Regions from separate parts of the Homo sapiens genome. Here region 1 is linked to region 2. A link is an interaction called in ENCODE POLR2A ChIA-PET data of the cell type or tissue named here. Cell type or tissue: OCI-LY7. All regions are shown on one strand. Links, peaks and the distances in the headings refer to the core of each region. The heading gives the core; the rest is flanking DNA. Region 1 has its middle 120 kb from the start of LINC01206. Region 2 overlaps SOX2-OT (SOX2 overlapping transcript).

Region 1 (10,450 bases), core at 3,223-8,222, 110 kb before region 2:
TGCAGACTTGACTAATGCATAAATTAAGCAAGGTTAGCGTCCCCACCAAAGTGTCACTGTGGTCGGTAAAACAAACCCAGATTGATAATGGCTAAATTTAAATGAGAAAGTGTGTGTGTGTGTATACACAATTACATATAGGGCAGAACATAGAGAATTTCAGACTCAACAGACTTTGTGAATGCAAAGAGAAACAAAAATAGAAACCATCCAATAGCCAGATGGCTGAGCCTTCTATTTTTAAATATATCATGAGTTCTGTGGGAGTATGTCAATGAGTAGAACTAAGAAAAATGTGGTAACCTTTAGCGTTTCTGTGTTTTAAACAAAACAATATCACACAAGGTGTCAAATAGCAAGGAAACTATATTATGAAATGAAAGAAGTGAGTGCTTTTTAAGTCCATCAAGCCCAGCCTCTAATATTACACCATGATTCAAAGCACTAATCAAACGTTCTTCATGCTTGAAGCTGCAAGTTATTTACAATGACTGTAATATTTCCAAGAAATACTGAAATTAGTAGGTGAAGTTTCCTTTTTCTCCCTTCTCATATTTCTACACTTAACTTCTTTTCAAATGCCCTAATATAGTCACGGCGTAGCCACGAAACGTGACAGAATAAACACACCCGTGGGTCATCGATGAGCCAAACTTTGCGAAACATCTAAGAAAATGTGTTTGAAAAAGAACAGCACAGTTTAGAATTTTAGAGTAACTCACGAATCAGCTAACCCAGTCAGAAGATTACTCACTTAAGAATGATATAATTACTTTCAGTTTGCTTAAAGCCAGGGAAAAGTTGACACAGCAATTAAAGGAAAATGGGTGAAAAAAAATAGAGTTACATTATACCGACTAAATTCAGGCTGTTCCAAGGAATAGGCCCAAAGCTTATTTGAGGAAAGATTATCTTGACAAATTGGATAAACATTTTCTGCATGACAGGACGCTGATGGAGAGTCTGTTCTGCAAGCACACCTGGTGGTGGTTTGCTTCGTGTTTGACCAAGGTGTTCAGCTTGCCCGAGTTCTCCCAGGGGCTTTGTTTAACGTTCGGCAGGTAGGGGCAGAGCCAGGGTAGGCCTTGGTAACGGTTGTTGGGCTCTGCAGATGTCTTACCCCACCCCAGCCCCACCCCCATCTCCCCATTTGGGTTAAAACAACTCTTGGCTAGACCAGTCCACAAAAGGCAACACCAGACTTTAACAAACAGTTCATGCTTAAGGAGGCCTGCGGTCTGAAGTTCCTAAGGCAAATAAAAATGGCAAATGCAAATAAATGCATCAACACCCCCCTCTTTTTTGGCTTCCTTCCATAGTCAACTGGGATGGAGAGGTCAGGTCCAACACAGGGAATTACTATGGATGCGAACTTTCCAGCACACAAAGCATCCTGGTGCCAGGGTAGAGAAAGTACAAATTTGGTGCATTTCTGCTCAAGGCCATACTTACCTGGGCCCAAATGACTATAGATATGGAGAATCAGTGGCCTCCTGTAAAGTTTTTGTAGCAACTCTGGTGTTCTCAAATTGTCTAGAAGTCTTGGGCATCCTGAAAGTGTGTCTTTGCTATAACTTGGCATCTTTGAAATGCAATCACCCTAGAGGCAGTAATATGAGAATGGCTTCTTAGTGTTGGCCATTTGATATTTTCTAGTGCTGCCTTATCATTCAGGAAAGCACTAATTTGGGGAGCAGTATACCTAGAAATGTCATTAGACAGTGTGGGGATTTCCACTGCATTCAGGACCCACAGAGTGAAATGAACAATCCCGCTGTTAGAACAATTTTGCATTTTGTTAGGTCAATTTGGTTCAGCCAAAATTGCTTTGTGTCAACTAGTTTTAAGCCTGAGTTAACTTTTAGCCTATCCAGTGGTTCCAAACATAAATACCTCACATTACTGTGTTGGATACACTGGTTAGAATTTGAGTTAGGAGTAACAGTGGTTTTAATTTGTTAATTTTTTAAGTCCTTGGGAAGTTATTCCCAGCTGCCAGGATGTGAAGCGCCATGGAGCTCCACCCTCTACAAAGTCCACTTTGCAATTTTCAAAGGAAAACTTCAGTTTTATAGATTATAAATCCACACTCTCATCTTCAATGTGAACACACCTCCTTTCTCTCTCCAACCATTGCTTCATTTCTCTGCCCCCCCTTAATTTTTCTCAACAAGTAAACAAACTGAATACTGTAAAAATCAAATCCTAGGAAAAACCAGAACAATGACACTGCTTGATTCAAAGTCAGCTGACATTGAATGTATGTCTACTGCATCCCTAGACATATCTTGTATAATCCTCACCCAGGGAAATAAGTATTATTTATCTTCACCTTAAGTATGTGAAATCTGAAGTTTAGAGGACATTAAGTTACAAGTCCATGTTCACACAGCTAGAATGTCAAGAAGCCAGGAGTTATTTTCAGTGACTTTGTCCTTGATTCAGTTCCAGGGCTCATTTTCCAAGACTACATTTCTATGTCTTTTAAAGATTGATAGAGTCGGCAAGGCACAGTGGCTCACGCTTGTAATCCCAGCACTTTGGGAGGCCGAGGCGGGCAGATCATTTGAGGTAAGGAGTTCAAGAACAGCCTGGCCAATATGGTGAAAGCCCATCACTACTAAAAATACAAAAAAATTAGCCAGGCATGGTGGCATGCACCTGTAGTCCCAGCTACTTGGGAGGCTGAGGCAGGAGAATCGCTTGAACCCGGGAAGCAGAGGTTGCAATGAGCCAAGACCTTGCAATTGCACTCCAGCCTGGGCAACAGAGCGAGACTCTGTCTCAAAAAAAAAAAAAAAAAAAAAAAAAACAATATAGCAAGGCGTGGTGGCACATGCCTGTAATCCCAGCTACTCGGGAGGCTGAGGCAGGAGAATCGCTTGAACCCAGGAGGTGGAGGTTGCAGTAAGCCAAGATTGTGCCATTGCATGCCAGCCTGGGCAACAGAGTGAAACTCCATCTCAAAAAAAAAAAAAAAAAAAAGATAGAATCAAAGTTGATGACTTTTCCTGGTAATATTTCAGAGCATTAAAAAAATGTTTTAGTGATATATGTTAATTATATCTTACCTTTTAAGCTTGACATTCAAAATAAAATTTTAAATGTAGTTTACTGGCAGGTTTTTTTCCCCAATGGGAGGTGTTCTGGCGGTATTTGAATCTGAGTTGAAATCCTGTGTCTGGCTGTGTGATCATGAATTCATCACTTAACCTTTAGTGGCCTGTTTCTGAATCTGTAAAACAAGAATAAAAATAGTTACCTCCCAGGGTTGGATTTATTTATGCTGCAATTTATCCTTAGACATTATCTGTCTCTCTCAGTAGACTAAGAGCTTCTTTTAAGCATGAACTTTGTCCTCATCATCTATGTATCCTTCATTTATTTCATTGGGTTGTGCATATACTATTTGTTGAATAAATAAATTATTTATATGATTGCATTTGCCACATGTTAGGATCTCAATAAAAGTTTTATTTTCCTTTTTTCTTTTCTTTTTAAGGACTAATAAGGTGTTTATCAGAGAAGAGGTGAAAAACTGCTCAAATAATTTTAGGCACTGTAAACAAAAATGGAAGAGATACACAACTGTATCCTTTTTGATGGGGGCAAAGGAGTCTCTTCAAGTGATCCATATTGGTACAGGGAGATGTCTGAACAGGTGCATTATGACATGATGCCCACAAGCCCAGGTCATATAATGGAAAAGTCAATGTCCAGATTATCAAAGAATTAAGAGAGCACAATGGGCCATCTTCCATATGTTTCAGAAATGCTGAAGAAGTAGTTGAAGAATTGGTCTTGCCATTCTCTAGGAATCATGTTGCTGTCTAATTCATTTGGTTGCTGCTTCTTCACCTCTGTGAAGGTATTGAGACTGCATAGGGGACAAAAGAAGCCAAAGAAAAATGATTAAATACAAAAGGCGGCAAAATATTTGCTCATATTTTATACATAAGTAATATTGGAGGTCACACCTTTCCTGAGATCAGTCTGGATTCCAGGTCTGATTTTAGAGAGTACTAAAACATTTGCCCATAGGTATTAAATTATTCAAATAGAGGGTGCAAGAGGAGGCAGAAAAATGAAGGAAAGGGTACTAATTTGAGGGAATGAAACACTTAAGGACCTGGTTATGCCAGGTAGTAGTCACCTTGGGCCAGTAACTTCAGTTATTTATTTTCATGGCCATCTGTTTCCTCCCTGGAAAACTAGAGGAGAATGGGGGTTTGTTCAACTCTGGTGTCAAAATGTGTATGTGGTGGGGGGGAGGGATTTTATTTATTTTTTTTTGAGACAGTCTCACTCTGTCACCCAGGCTGCAGTGCAGTGGCTGATCTCAACTCACTGCAACCTCTGCCTCCGAGGCTCAAGCGATCCTCCCACCCCGGTTTCCTAAGAAGCTGGGACTAGAAGTGCACATGCAGCTAATTTTTGTATTTTTTGTAGAGACAGGGTCTCGAACTCCTGGGCTCAAGCAATCTACCTGCCTCAGCCTCCCAAAGTGCTGGGATGACAGGCATGAGCCACCGCACCCAGCCAATGTTTTTATAATATGATTTTTCTGCAACTGTATTTGCTGGAGAAAATCACACCACTGTGTTGACCAGTCATGATCACACATCAAGAGGACTGTCTTACATCTTTTCATCTCTTCTGTAACCTCCAACTTATCCCTACATTCTCACCTCTCAGCTTCACTTTCAACCAATGAATCTACCTCATCTTTCATCTAGAGCTATACTGTCCAATGGTAGCTACTAGCCACATGTAGCTATTTAAATTTAAATTAATTTAAATTAAAAATTCAGTGCCTGAGTTGCACTAACCGCATTGCAAATGTTAAACAGCCACATCTCCCCTTACTATCATACTGGACTGTGTAGATATAGGACATTTTCACCATCTCAGAAATTTCTATTGAACAGCACTGGTCTATTGTAGAAGAATCCCCTCGTCTACTCAACCCTGACTCTCTAGACCTGTCTGCAATATACGTCCCTCTACCTTCCCTTTTGTGCCAATGAAAGAGGTGTCCCTGATTCTATCAGAGAACCAGCCCCTCCATGTGTCATCTCACCAACTCAAGGACCTTGCTTTCTGTCTCACCATTCTGTGTTGTAATGTTTCCCCTTTATACTGAATTATTTTTATTGACAAAATGTCAAATCTTTTAAAAAATAAAATTTCCCACTTCTGAGAAATGAAATAGACTTACTTTTTCTTATTACTCCTGCTAAGTACAATGAAAAACTTTGGACATTTTATATATAAATATATCTATATATAATATATAGATATATCTAATGTATAGATATATGTAGATATTACATATATATTTACATTGATATTATATGTAAAATATATTGATAAGAAATATACACACACACACACACACACACACACACATATATCAAGGCTTAGCTCAGAAAGATGAAGAGAAAAGCCATGCCGGCTAGAAAACCTGGGGCCCGCCGGGCGCGGTGGCTCAGGCCTGTAATCCCAGCACTTTGGGAGGCCAAGGTGGGTGGATCACGAGGTCAGGAGATGGAGACCATCCTGGTTAACACAGTGAAACCCTGTCTCTACTAAAAATACAAAAAATTAGCTGGGCGTGGTGGTCCGTGCCTGTGGTCCCAGCTACTCGGGAGGCGGAGGCAGGAGAATGGTGTGAACCTAGGAGGTGCAGCTTGCCGTGAGCCAACATCTTGCCACTGCACTCCAGCCTGGGCAACAGAGCCAGACTCCGTCTCAAAAAAAAAAAAAAAAAAAAAGAAAAGAAAAGAAAAGAAAACTTGGGGCCCAAAGGAAAACACAGTAGTGAATTTCCTGGGTTTTCTTTTTGCCTCATATATCTCAGACTCAGAGCTGAGCGAGCTGGCAACCCAGAAATGCTAATAAGTGCAGACAAAACCACCCCAACAAAAACCTGCTCTCTCTTGCCGAAGAACCAGGAAAGGGGCAGCCTAGGAAAACAGAGAAGTTTTAGATAATAACTGCTTCACCGCAGCCAAACACCACAGAAAAACTATGGCACCACCTCCACACAGGCCAGCAAAGGCCAAGTAGGGACCTAGAATTTCACCCTTGTGAGGCTGTGGGAAGTGACACAGCACCCACACTGGGATGGTGTCAGAGAAGGCCAAACAGAGAGCTAGGATTGTCATCCCTACTGGCCAGTAACGTGACTCTACTCCCACTCCAGTTTTCAGTAGAGATATCTAAGGATTCTAGACTTTTACCCCCTCCTGGCAGTAATATGCATTCCTTCCCATCGCCACTGAATAGGGTCGAGGGGAGCCTAGTGGACAGTCATGATGTCACCAGCACCAGTGGTAACAAGGCCACTGCAGTGTCAGTGGAGACATGCCGGGAGCTGGAACTTCCTTTTTATTAGTAACAAGGAGCACCCCCATCTCAGGTATAAACAGAAGCTTAATAGTTAAGCTGTATTTCTGTGTCAAGATGGCAATGATGAGGTGGCGCTCTTCCTTCCCTAGCAAGAGAGATGTCAGAGAAAGCCAACTAAAACAGAATTTTTAAATAAGATGCAGAGTTTCAAAACATAATATGAAAATATCTGATTTTCAATGAAAAATCACTCATCTCCTCAGGAACCAGGAAGATTTCAAAAGAAAAAAAGACAATCCGTAGATTCCAATTCCAAGATAACAGAGACATTAGAATTATGTCTACAAGGTAACAGAGACAAAGATTTTAAAGCAGCCACGGTAAAGATGCTTCAGTGAGGCCGGGCGCAGTGGCTCACCCCTGTAATCCCAGCACTTTGGGACACCTAGGTGGGCAGATCACCTGAGCTCAGGAATTTGAGACCAGCCTGGCCAACATGCCGAAACCCCATCTCTACTAAAAATACAAAAATTAGCTGGGCGTGGTGTGCACACCTGTAATCCCAGCAACTCAGGAAGCTGAGGCAGGAGAATCGCTTGAACCCAAGAAGCGGAGGTTGTAGTGAATCGAGATCGCGCCATTGCATTCCAGCCTGGGCAACAGAGTGAGACTCAATCTCGAAATAAATAAATAAATAAATAAATAAAAGCTTCAGTGAGCAACAACTACAAACATGCTTCAAACAAAAACAAATAAAAGAAAGCAAGCCTGAGCAAAAAAAAACACAAACAAACAAACAAAACGATAAAAGAGTGAAAGAAACATTTTAGTACTTTAAAATACAAAAACCAAAGTAAAAAACCTAGAGAATGGACATAACAGCAGAATGAGAGGGACAGGTGAAATCATCACTAAGCTGAAAGATAGACCAACAAGAATTACCCAGTCTGAACAGTAAAGAGAAAAAAAAAAAATAGACCAAAAAAAAGAGACAGACCCTCAGGGATCTTTGGTACTACACCAAAATGTCTACTATTTGTGTCACTGAAATCTCAGAAGGCGGGCAGGAAGAGGGCAGGGCTAAAAAGTCCCTAATTTGAAAGCAGACATAAACGTAAGGGCTCAACAAGCTGAGCAAACCATAAGCATCAATCTCCCGGGCTCAAGTGATCCTCCCACCTCAGCCTCTTGAGTAGCTGGGATTACAGGCATGCACCACCATGTCCAGCTACTTTTTAAATTTTTTGTGGAGACAGGGTCTCACTATGTTGCCCAGGCTAGTGTCAAACTACTGAACTCAAGTGACCCTTTTGCCTCAGCCTCCCAGAATACTGGGGTTACAGGTGTAAGCCCCACTGAAAAACACCTTTATAGCATCTAGAGAAAAAATAATACCTTACTTATAAATAAAAAGCATCAGAATGACAGCAGATTTCTCATTAGAAACCATGCAGACCAGAAAAAGTGACTCAATATTTTTTAGGTACCAAGAGAAAATAATTGTCAATATAGAACCCTATACTATTTAATTTTATCATTTAAAATAGTAAATAAAGCTGACTGTCTTTGAGCAGGGAAAGATTTTTTCCTGCCTTGAGACTGGAAAAAAAAAATACCAGAACCCTATACTTGGTGAAAAATATTCTTCAGAAATGAAGAAATCAAAATATTCTCAGAAGAAGGTAAACTATGAGAATTTATTGTTAGCAGATCTACTTTAAAGAAGATCTGGCCAGTTTTGGTGGCTCCTGCCTGTAATCCCAACACTTTGAGAGGTTGAGATGGGAGGATAACTTGAGCTCAGGAATTCAAGACCAGCCTGGGTGACATAGCGAGACTCCATCTCTACAATAAATAAATATATAAATACATATATGGACACATAAATATATACATATATATTTACATATACGTATTTTTGAGACAGATACTCTGTCACCCAGGCTGGAGTACAGTGGTGTGATCTTGGCTCACTGCAACCTCCATCTCCTGGGTTCAAGTGATCCTCCTGCCTCAGCCTCCCAAGGAGCTGGGATTACAGGCATCTGCCACCACACCCAGCTAATTTTTGTATATTTTTAGTAGAAATGGGGTTTCACCATGTTTGCCAGGCTGGTCTTGAATTTCTGACCTCAAGTGATCCACCTGCCTCAGCCTCCCAAAGTGTTGGGTTTACAGGCGTGAGCCACCATGACCAGCCTTACAAAAAAAATTTAAAAATTATCTGGGCATGGCAGGGTGTGGTAGCTCATGCCTGTAATCCCAGCACTTTGGGAGGCCGAGGAGGATGGATCACCAGATCAGGAGATCAAGACCATCCTGGCTAACACGGTGAAACCCCATCTCTACTAAAAATACAAAAAATTAGCTGGGCGTGGTGGTGGGTGCCTGTAGTCCCAGCTACTCGGGAGGCTGAGGCAGGAGAATGGCATGAACCTGGGAGGCAGAGCTTGCAGTGAGCTGAGATTGTGCCACTGCACTCTGGCCTGGGGGACAAAGCAAGACTCTGTCACAAAAAAAAAAAAAAAAAAAAAAAAAATTATCTGGGCATGGTGTTGTGCACCTGTAGTTCCAGCTACTTTGGAGGCTGTGACAGGAAAATCACTTGAGCCCAGGAGGCTGAGGCTATGGGGAGCCATGATTGTGCCACTGTACTCCAGCCTGGGCAGCAGAGCAAGACCCTGTCTCCAAAAAAATATAAAGGTATCTAATGAAAGTCCTCTAAACAGAAAGGAAGGTTGGGCATGGTGGCTCACACTTGTAATCCCAGTGCTTTGGAAGGCCAAGGTAGAAAGATTGCTTGAAGCCAGGAGTTTGAGACTAGCCTTTATCTACAGTTAATAAATAAACAGAAAAAGCATTAAAAAAGAAGAAATCTTGGGATATCAAGAAGGAAGGAAGAACATAATAACCAAAAATATGGGTAAAATCAATAGGCTTTTATTTTCCTCTTGAATTTTCTAAATTATGTTATATATGGCCAGCATTTTAAAAAGCTATAGAAACAGATACACTCAGAAACACTATAGCTAAATCAAAATGGAATTCTAAAAATATTCAAATAATCCATAGGAAGGCAGAAAACAGAAAGCAGGTAATGAAAAACAGGAAAAAAAAAAACATAGTGCCATTATATATAAATTAAGTGCCATTATATATAAATAAATACATTAAATGTAAATGCTTTAAATACACCAGTTAGAAAACAGAGATTGGGGCCAGGCATAGCGGCTCATGCCTGTAATCCGAGCATTTTGGGAGGCCAAAGTGGGAGGACTGCTTGAGGCCAGGAGTTCAAGACCACCCTGGCCAACATAGTGAGACTCTGCATCTATTTTTTGTTGTTGTTTAAAAAAAAATGTTTTTAAAGAAAATAAAATGGAGATTGGCAGGGTGGATTAAAAGCAAAATCTAACTATATGCTGTCTACAAGAAACTCACTTCAAGTCTAATGATACAGGCAGATTGAAAGTAAAAGGGTGGAAAAGATATACCATGCAAATGTGAAGCAAAGGAAAGCCAGAATAGTTATATTAATATTAGATAAAGTAGACTTCAGAGCAAAGAGGATACTAGAGACAGAGAAGTACAATATAATAATAAAAGGGTCAATCAAGAACAGATAGCAATTCTAACTATTAATATGTGTGCACCAAACAACAAAGCTGGAAAATATGTAAAACAAAACTGATAGAACTGAAAGGAGCAATAGACAAATTCATAATTATAATAGGAGATTTCAACACCACTCTCTCAATGAATGATAGAACAATAGACTGAAAATCAGCACGCATATAGAAGACCTCACCAATACCATTAGCCAGCAAGATCTAATTGACATAGACCACTTCACCCAACGATAGCACAATACATTTTCTTCTTTTTCCTTTTATTTATTTATATTTTTTATTTTTATTTATTTACTTTTTTTAAGAGGGAATCTTGCTCTGTCACCAGGCTAGAATGCAGTGGCGCAGTCTTGGCTCACTGCAACCTCCATCTCCTGGATTCAAGTGATTCTCCTGCCTCAGCCTCCTGAATAGCTGGGATTACAGGTGTGCACCACCACGGCCAGCTAACTTTTTGTATTTTTAGTAGA
Region 2 (10,450 bases), core at 2,630-7,629:
AGAATCACCGCAAAAATGTGTAGGAAACCAGGTTAAATCAGCTGAAACCCGCCTTGAGTTTCTAGTGAGGGCCCTCCCAAAACTTCTTTACTACAACTTTTAACCGACCCATACTGTGGACATAATCTCACCACCTCAGTTTCCCTCCTTCCTTCTCTTAAGTACCCACAGTCGGGTCAGCACCCAACCTCCATCAGGGTTGGTATCTAGTTTGAAACTTTCACTTTTGGTTCCTTGGTTTGCGATTATTTTCCCCCTTTTTGTGCGGACTGTGCCCTCGCTGCTCTCACTGCCCTCACCTTGAGGGGGAAAATAATCCGGAGTTGGGTAAAAAAGAAAAAGAAAGAGACTTGAGGGTCGGACAGCTGGAGGCGGGGAAAGGGGGGGGGTCGATGTGGGTTTCTGTCTGCGTCTGCCTGAGTGCCTGCAAGCCCTCGGCAATCCGCGTGCGACCCACTGGCGGGGGCGGGGTGGGGGAATTAACCGGCTATCGGTGATGCCAAGATCAACACTCGGAGCGAATGTATCAATAGACCAATTTTCTGCTCTTACCGCGAGCTTTTTCGTTTCAATCCAGAGTGGAGGTGTCTGCGCTGCGCAAGACGCAACAGCACAGTGGCGTCAGGCAAAAAAAAAAAAAAAAAAAAAAAAAAAAAGAGGGCGCTAGATGCGGGAGGCGCAAATATGGAAATTAACTCATTAGGAAGGGGTGTGGTTACCGCGAAGCCCCCTCCTCCATCCCGTCCTTTCTCCCTTGCTGCCACCGTCCCGGCTTGCTAAATATGAGATTACAAACAAACAAATAAAGCAGAAGCTGACTACGCAGTCCCAGATCAAACACGCTCCAGATAATTCGCTTCACTCAGCGCTGCGGCCAGATCTGCAGCTCAGCGCTGGCCCCTGACGCCCGCCGGTGTTTCAGCGCCCCCTCCACGCCAGCCCCGGCTGCCGCAGCTCTGAAAGGCAGGGCCCGCGGCGGCGTTTCGAAGGCACAGCACGTGGCCCTGACGCCCCGTTTGGTATACGTTTTAAAACATCAGACAAACGCTTCCACCAATATGGTGACCGTCTGAGGCCTTCTGCTGATCTCAGAGGTCCTCTCCTAAATGCTGCCTGAAGAGGATGAGGGTGGTGGTGGTCTCTGGGAGAAAAACAAAAAACAAAACAAACTAGAAAGTAATGTCCCAGAGTCCCTGGCCAAGAGGCTTTTCCCGGGGCGCCGCACTCCGCGAGAGGTATCAGTAGTGGAGGGCTCCGAGAATACGGAGGCTGGGGCCTGGAGGGGGTCTGAGCGTTGAAGTCCCGAGTTGCGATATTATTAACCAAAGACCAGGTTACCAAGATTGAGGGCGAGGAGGCTGGAGAATCTGCAGTGCATAATTATGTGCCGAAATAAAATGTTTCAGTGGGGGGAAAGGGGGTAAAAAGAACACGCAAAACCTCTCAACACCCCCACCCCACCCCGCCCCAGCTGCCCTGCCCCTAGGTCCTCAAAGCCTGCCTCTGTGCAGGGCTAAGGGAAAAAATGGCACTTTTATGGTTTTCCTTCCTGCGTGGCTCGCCTCCTTGTCCCTGCTCCCTGCCTGGCGCTCCCCCAGCTGCGGGCCCCTTGGAGGAAGGCTGCCCAGTCCCCTCGTCTCCCGCTGCCTGCAGGCCACCGAGTCTCAAAGCACGCATTGTCCAGCGGGGGCGGGGAGGCCAGCAGACCCATGGAGAAGAATAACACTGCGCCCAGCTCCTGTTAGGGAAAGTTTCCCAAATGCACTCCTTGTGGTAACATACTACTTTAAAAGATGGGGGGGCGGGGGGGATACGTTTTGAAAATCCGCTGCTTTCTCCAATTCTTCACCCTCTCCCCGTCACTTTTTAGGTCCTGAGAAAGAGAGTGGACCGGGAAGAAACTGGAAGGTGGCATGGAGGGCCAAAAATGTGAACCTGACTCTAGAGCAGTCAATGTGATGGTTTTTAAATGCAGGTGGGAAGAGTGAAGGGGGGATGTCTTCTCCCACGTCTGGTTGGGAGACAGATGCATGGCCGGTGCGCTGGGGGTTGCAGGAAGACTGGGCCACGAGGGCGCGTGTGCAGGCAAAGCATTTTGCACCTCCTGTTTATCTTAGAAACGGGGCGGAGGGGGGTGGGTGGGGAGCGATTGTTCTGCTTCCCGACAGGCAGAAGAAGTTGAATAAAATGGAGAGGCGGGCACACGCAAAAACAAAAACTGCTGCAGGCTCAGAGTCTTTCTCCTTGACCCGAATTCCAAATGGTGGGGGCTCTTCATTTGCAAAGGACTCCGATGTCTGAAGACCCCAGAGACAGCGGTCCTTCAGTGACGGCAAAAGCCGCGATAGAGACCGTTAGAATTGGGGCTTTTGGGGCAAATGTAATTAATCTTTCATTCGAGCAGCGGGGACCCATTCCTTCTAGGCGTTGTCGTCTGCATTGTAGTTCTCTGAGTTTCATGTGCTCTTCCAGGCGTTTGCAAAATAATGGCTCAGGTCCCTTGCAAAACTCTGCCTGAAACAAGTATATTCCAAGACAGTGCGGTAGCGAATAGGTTTTAAAAATCAAATCAAAACAAAGTAAAACCAAAAAAAAAAAAAAAAAAAAAAGTCCCAGGCCCATGCTCTTGGTGTCCAACCACCAAAATGAGGGAAGGGGAGAATAAGTGGTTGTGGCTATTTGGGAGTCGCGCTAATTTGGTGTGTGGACTTAATGCCTTAACGCTAAATCGGCAATATAAAGGGCTGAAGAGCAAGCCCGATAAAAGCTCTAATTACTACTGGAAACTTTAGGTGGTTGCTAGGATCTGAGGACCACCACCACCACAAAAAAAAAAAAAAAAAAAAAACCCTCCAATAGAGTGTTTGGACTGCGTATATGGGGGTGGGGGGTAGAGCTTGTAGAGGCGAATAGTACCCACATCTGCTGGAACTTCCATATCTAAGCTGTTCATTTACGGGAGCCAACTTATGAAATCTCCACAATTAGATCTTCATTGTTCTTCCTCCACAACACTGTCTAGAAAGAAAAGGTCTTCTCGGTCGGGGCCAATCCAACGAAGCGTTTGACGTTATTAAATAATAAAGCGATTGTGATTTACATTGTTGTTCAGAAAAAAAGGCCAATTATCCACTGTTATGTTGCCATAAAGATCATATTAACTCGAATTAGTAATCAAACAATATGCGAGCGTTTAAAAAAGTACAGCCGAACTGGGTGACAGCTACCGCGACGTCTTCACTTTCACCAGTACACCCGCGCCGGCAGCGGGAGCGAAAAAGGCAGACGCCGCAGACCCGAAAGGAGGGAGAGAGCAGCAAAGTGGTGATTAACGGCTCCAGTGTTAATTATTCTCAATTAATCCCAAACAGTGCAAACCTTCCCTGGTTCCCTGCAAGTTCCCTGGTTCCGATGCTCTGAGAATTCTGCCTGTCTGGGAGGAGTTTATAAGAACTACGGAAGAGGCAATTTCCACACAAGTGTACCTGTGAGCAAAGGGGGTAGGAGTGCAAGTGTGTGTACGCATGTTGTGTGTGGTGAGTGTGATTGTGAGGTTCACTACCTTTCTCAGAGCCTGGCGTGCACCCCGAGGTAGATGCCGTGGTGGGCAAGGCCCGCAGCATCTTCACGACCCTAGTGAATCTTGCGTCTTCTCTACTCAAATCACCCTCTCTCGTCCTCTGTTATTAGGTTTATAACTCGTTGCCCACTTAAATTTGTGCAGCCAACCACGGAAATCTAAATAGGTTTGAGTCGCCCCATGGGTACAGAATGGAGGCTTTAATAAGAAAGATTAATTGTGGGTGTGTACCGGCCGGAAGACGCGTTAGCTATCAAGTGGCGGCTGGCTGTGGGTCGAGGGGCGGGAGACGCCTCTCCTAGGTCTAGACGTTAGTAGGCGCCGTAGGCATACTCTAAACGCGGGCCACCTAGCGACTCGTAGTCACAAGCAAGCAAAGGGCTACACAGCACTCTTACCATCTTTTCCTGTGTTGAGGTTTTAAATAACTTGTCCTTTACTTACCCTGCACATCAAATCTTCTCGCCCTGCGCCCAGCACCGCCAGACCCCGCATTCCTGGTGTCCATGCGGAGGAGAGGGGACTTGTGACCGCTCTCCTAGGAGGTCTACCTATTCCCGCCCCCATCTACTGAACAATATTTAGGCGAATGATTGATACGTTTTGCTCCTGGGGCTAGAATGTTGATATTTTTTGTTGCCGTGATGAAACATGTGTATGGCTACATGTGTTTTTTAATACACACATGTAAGCAAGTAGGGAGTAATTTTCCCCAGAGAGATGTTTCAGCAAGTCAAGGCACAGGGGAGAATCAGCCAGCGGCAGGGCCGCGGGGATCTCTCCAGGCGCAGTGGTGGCACTGAGGGAACTGTCCTTGCCCGCAGTGGTGGCACTGAGGGAACTGTCCTGGCCCTTTCCTCACCCCTCCCTCTTTCAGCTAAAATGTTCAGATCCGGGACTAAGAAGTGGCGAAGTGGGCGGGGGCAGAGAGGAGTAGGGACTGGGTCGGGGATGAAGGAATTGGCTAGAATAGTTTGTCTAGTAGTGTGCCCCCCTTGAGTAATTCCATTTAAAACTTGAGGCACCAAGGCCTGGGCTTCAACAAATGTAAAACGAACTCTTGGAAGGTCCAGTCCTTGCAGCAGCAGGACAGCCAAAAGGTGGTCGCATCTTTGTTCAGAGTTTTAAAACAGTTGCTGCCTTTCCTAACCCTCTTGTTTTCCTCCACACCCCTCTTCCCAGTAAAACCAATTCAAAAGGGGGCAGAACTCCACTCCACAAGATTAATGTTTGTTAATTTGTAGGATTAACCATCTCATGAAGCATAATAAAATACTAGAGGTGCTCTTACCTTTAAATAAATACATAAAATTTGTGCCTTCTCTCCTTTCCTGTTTGATCTCTCTCAGGACATGGAAAACAGTGTCTTGGAACCTAATAAGTCTTAGAAGAACTTTTAACTCAGAGTTTTCACATCATCTGGGGTTGCTGTGGGCATTGGCATTGGGAGAGGATGTGGAGACCAGCTTACTTTTAATATCTATAGCTATACATTCTGGTTTGGAACTCACGATTAAAAATCTATTTGTTCCTCCCAGGGCTCTGCGGATTTCAATGTTGGTCATAGGAGCCGCAAAATGTTCATTAAAGGAACCTAACCAAGGCTACTGTATGGCCACTTTGTGAACTCAGAACTATGGATGGGGGGAAAAGTATGAAAGTGTGAGTTGATGTCACGCTGGCTGTCAGTGTGTGGTCTATTGTGGAGAATGGTGCTTTTTGACTGAACAGAGGGAGCCCCCCTCCCCCCTTCCCCAGCTCTACTGCACCTGCACTGGATGAGGGAGTCCCTGCCATTCAGCCCATCGCAGATTGTTCAAACAGAAGACATCTCTGACAGCACTCAATTCATTACATTTCTTCCTGCTTTTCAAACCAACACACACACACACACAAAATGAGTATTGCCAGCCAGTGACAGCCAAAAAAAAAAAAAAAAATCTTAAATACTTTATATGCAGCTAATTTGGAAGCTCATACAACTAACCATGAAATATTTTGTATCCTTAACTTGTAAGGCTTCCTGGGGGTGGGGGGAACGGTTGAAATTACCTGATTTTTCCAATTGAGAATATATCTCCATAGTTTATACGGGGATAGTAAGTTTGTAGAAAGACACTGCTAGCATGGGGCAGAAAGACATTTCGATGAGAATAAAAGCAGAAATGTGCAAAAGAGAAAAGCCTCTGATTTATCACAGCAGATGAGCCTGTTGATATGCATTCATAATTTATGCTGGGGGAACCAGCTTGCTAATAGAGGTGGGGTACCCAAGAACCAGGAGTGGGCAGTGAGGGAAGTAAGAGTGGGTAGTAAGGGAAGCATTGATGCTGAAGTGTAAGCTAAACATTTAAATCAATTTCTTAACAAGGCAGTCTTCCCCCCATATGCTCAAGTTTATTTTGCCATCTTGGATTCCAAGATGTTTTTGCACCATTTCACAAAGCTGATGAGACAGTGTTTAGAAAGCTGATGAGAGCGTGTTAGTCTAGTTTAACAGAAGTTGGGGTAAACAAACTCTCAAAGGGAAACTTGATTTTAAGATAGTTTCCTTGGAGGTGGGAGGAAGGAGAAATAGAGAAAGGGAGGAGGGCCTTGAGAAGGAGAAGACAGGTTTGCCATTTAGTATTCCAGACTGATTAAACTCTAATATTATGCAATAACCCCGATTTGAGCTGTTAAGTGTGATAAAATCGACCTGGATGTGAGCTGATACTAAACTGACTGCATGCAAAATATTGGCTAATCGTTACTCTGTGAGATCCTGGACCAATATCAGAACATAAGGCCTGCTTTCCAGGATCCTTTCCATTGGAAGGGCATTCAATAAATCAAATTGATTTGAGAGTTGGAAAGAAAACTTGAGAAGTGCATCTCCCAGAAATCCAGAAATGCCCAGGTGCTTTTCCCTAACAAATACTTCTATGCCACTTACACACATTCCACTGACCAGATAATCTTTCCTCTTATCTACAATTTAAATCACAGTTCTAAGAAATTCTCTCAGCAATACATGACTCTAAAAAGATTTTTAAAAGCTATACAAATTCTTAGGAATAGAGGGGAAAGAGAAAATAGAACTAGTGCAGCAATGGTAAGCCTGGAGCAATTGTCCTAACCATGGCTGGATATGAGAGCCAGAAAACTCTTCTAAGTCCATTTCTTAAATCGCCGCTGAAACTTGCACCGGGTTAAATAAAGCTATGGTGTGCTTTGTAAAGGCATTTGTCGTAATTTGTCGACCGTCTAAAAACAAAAACATACAAACACAACAGAAACAACTCATTCAGATCCCACAACAAATTGTGGCTAACAAACTAAATAACATATATATATTTGGAAGAAGGGCGGTCCTGTGACGAGAGTTGTGCGCGTGACTATATACGTACTTAGGATTATGGTTACTTGTATATGTGGTTATGTTCTGGAGACGGGGTCTGGGGGGCGGCCAGGGGCCTCGGGAGCCTCCCAAACTGGGGCTTGGTAGTGGTGATGGAGCTGGGCTGCACTGGCCTCGCCCTGTAAGCGTTCGGATTGCCCTTTCTGGAACACTCAAACGAATCATTTCATCCCCGGAGCCCTGCAGGCCCTGACGTCACGAGGTGGGGGTGGGGGCGCAGTCCCGCTTCTGGCCTGGCCGCCAGCGATAAGAACCCTTGGGAAGAATTCACCGCTCCTTATTTAATACAGTAATTATTTTTCTGCCTTCTGCGGGTGGGGGCGGGTCCTGCCCGGAATGCCGGGATCCCTCCCTTCAGGACGATGCCCAGGGATGGCAAGTTTGCAAGATAACTTCCTAGGCAAATCTTAAGTCAGAGAGAGCACTGGAAAAGTAAGAAGGGTGGTATGAACAAGACTAATTTCACTGTCCAGAGCCAGGAAGGCCAGAAAGGACCGGGGTTTCTGTATTGTTCTCTGTAGTCTAACGTGAGAACTGCTTCCCTTCCCTAATTCTGCTGGGCAGTAAGTAAAGTCATGCTTATCAATTAAGCCTGTTTTGTCAGGCACTCTGTATTCATCTTCTTCGAGGTAACTATATATTATCCCTATCTCACAAGTGGGAAAGTGAAGGGTCTGTATCTTCCCATCCCTACCTGCTCTAATCCAGAGGGGCCCAATATTCCAGGGATCCCAGATTGCTCCGGGGGCTTCCCCCAGCCCTGCCAATCCTCGGCCTCTAATCGGGAAGAACCGAGCGAGATCACTAATACTGAGATTTGGCCACAAACAGGGACAAACATCCCCTTGGGTAGACAATCTCTGATGTGGGTGGGAATCTGGGGCCTAGACACCGTCTCCCGTGTCACGAGGTCAACATGGAGAGGGCTTGGGCTGGGGCGCAGGAGGCAGAGGACTCTGGAGTGGTGAGGGCCCCAACGCCTCGGGAGACTTTCTAGACTTGTCTGACGCGGGTCGGTGCCTGAGGGAGAGGGAATGCGACCGTTTGAGCAGAGCCCGGGCAGAGAGAACTCGAGCCCCACACAGCACCTTCTTGGGGAGCCCCATGGGTGAGGTGACCCGGGCCGCGGTGACGTCAGGTCCACCCGCCGGAGCTCGTCAGCTCGGCCTCAATTTGCCCGCGCGTCGGCTCTCAGCACTGGGCACTGCGCGCTCCCCAGGGCAGCCGGCGGGAGGCCGGCGCGCTCACAGCCCGGAGCCGTGGCCCGCGCGGAAGCTGGGAGAGCTAGGCAAATGATAGTTCAAAGCGCCGAACTCTATATAAAACAGTGCACCCTTCATTCTGTACACGCAGGCAGACTAGGGTAATAAAACGAAGGACACCTCCAGCTTTCAAATCACCTGACACTTCTTTGCAGAGTAGAACAAGCATCTCAAGTTCAAACGCCTAGGTGAAGCAAATATCTTTGCATCCCGAAATGAGAAGACATTCTATTTGCTTTAGGAGAGAAACTGAGCAAAGTGCTCAAGGAATCAGAAATATCACCATTATACCAAAGTATAAAATAAAATCCATCTGAACTCCGAATAGAGAAAGAGAGCTTTCTGCCACAGACAAGAATCTTAGACTTATCTTAATACTCCACCCTTCCAAAGAGAAATCCCCTTAGTCAAAATAAGAAAGTCAAGTCCATTATTTTCTAAAGGCCACAGAAGCAAAATAGACAAACTGAAAACAAGAATCATAAAACTGGACAGCACTGTTAGCAGGGAGAGAGGAGGTTACAAGTGTCTCTTGGTGGTAACAGATGTCGGGTTTCCAGAAAAGTTTTAATAGAAAATAACTATGAAAGACACTAAACTAATTATCTGGTTTGGGCAACTTTCCTGTCTTTGGGAAGCTCCTTCCACAGCTTTTCTTACTCTAGAACTCCGGAAACTATGTCCTTTTGGACTGTATCCATATTTTCACAGTAAAGGTCAGAGTTTCTCCCCCTTCTTCCTTCTTTGAGGGATTCACCTCATAGGTGAAGTCCTTAGGAAATCCATCCAGCCCTCTTCCAATTTAGGTCACAAAAAGAAAGCAAAGCAAAAAAATAAATTAACCCCTATCTCCAACCCTACTTGCTGCCCGAAAAGCAACTCTAGCTTGGAGAGCAAGAAAATGCAGCAGAAAAAAAAAACAGAGAATGAGATGCAAATTATTTTAAGGGAATAATGTGGGTGTGTGGGGTGGGGGTTGTCCGTTGGGGAATGTGAACTGAAGTCTCTGCTAAAGCTCATGGCAAAGGAAACTCCTTCCACAAAGAAAAATATGAGGATCTGTTTTTCAAAATTCTCCAAGATCAATAAATGAAACTGGGGTGAGGTGATGAAAAGTTCTCTTAATTATAACAGATAAATAAATAAATAAATAAATGAGCAGCGTCAATCAGCAGGCGATCAAACCATAGTCAAACTTCAATCTCAGAGCAGTTAGCTATAAACTGTTAGCAGTTGAAAAGTAAACCTCATGCACACAAAGGCACTGTTTAATTTTCATCTTGTAATGGTTCTAAATGAAGACCCCATCACTATGCAGTTAAGCGGTATTTCTTGTCCCCCTGAGGCGCTGATCAGTTCTTTTTAATGTGAGAAAACTGGCAGCTCAAAACCCGTCAATGGAGCTCCCACAACAAAAGTTCTGAAAAGCTGAATGAATTGGGTTTGTAATTACTGTTCCCACCGCCACCCCCCCCACCATTGCAGCTTATCTCTTATTCATTCAATTTATATTATTGTCGAGGAATCTTACCCTCAAAATCATTCCCTTACCATTTTACCTAGGGCCACAGAGGAACCTATGACATGGCAGAAATGGAACACTGGCCCCCCTACTGCACCTTGCAGTGTTCAGACCAATAGGTGGGGAGAGAAGGAGGAACTACCTTGTACCCCAATTTACTCGAGACTACTAGAACTAAGGGTACTCAGCTTATGGAACCTTCCACTTTCAAACTTGCATTTTATTGGCAAACAGGAATGTGTATCCTGTCTAAATTCAGGGCCTCTCTGAGTCTCTGAAATCCTGTGACATCTCTACTTAGAAAAGGCAAAGGTTGTAAATGAGCACCCTCCCCTTTTGCCCCATATTGCAAATCCCTAAAAGACCTTGCCACACATGATGAGGATATTAAGATAAATTACTGTATTCTGTTTTTTTTCTTTTAAACCGAAAAAAACAGCCAGTGAAACAGAAAAAGAGACTATAATTCTGTGCCCCCCACCCCCCACCAGCCCAGGGAAAGGTTTTATGAAAAAGTCAGCTTTAGAATGCCAGGGCTCCGTGTGTATTTCAATCCAAGGTATTGCTGATGGAGAAGATTCTCCTGAGATTTTCCTACTGTAAGAATGTGTCGATTTCTAGAAATAAGTACAGCTATTACCACCAAATCTACTAGCAGTCTAAATAATTAATTGAAGCATTGCTCT

What was found. Peaks named below come from ENCODE experiments on the same cell type or tissue, not always from the same donor. Only the 100,000 strongest peaks of a DNase experiment are listed, where the experiment ranks them.
Region 1: POLR2A ChIA-PET joins it to region 2 with 5 read pairs; 3 of 35 experiments call an interaction of 5 or more read pairs at or near these places.

What each region holds. Positions count from the first base shown.
Region 1 is chr3:181,829,884-181,840,333 of GRCh38, reverse strand. No RefSeq gene overlaps it. Among named protein-coding and RNA genes, the nearest start is that of LINC01206, 120 kb to the left of the region's middle. In OCI-LY7, for the core only: CTCF peaks have their summits at 6,317 and 6,516; no DNase peak of the experiment used is centred there.
Region 2 is chr3:181,717,198-181,727,647 of GRCh38, reverse strand. The region is part of intron 6 of SOX2-OT (SOX2 overlapping transcript); the gene reads right to left. Among named protein-coding and RNA genes, the nearest start is that of SOX2, 10 kb to the right of the region's middle. RefSeq lists an enhancer at 1-60. In OCI-LY7, for the core only: no CTCF peak of the experiment used is centred there; a DNase peak (open chromatin) is centred at 5,350.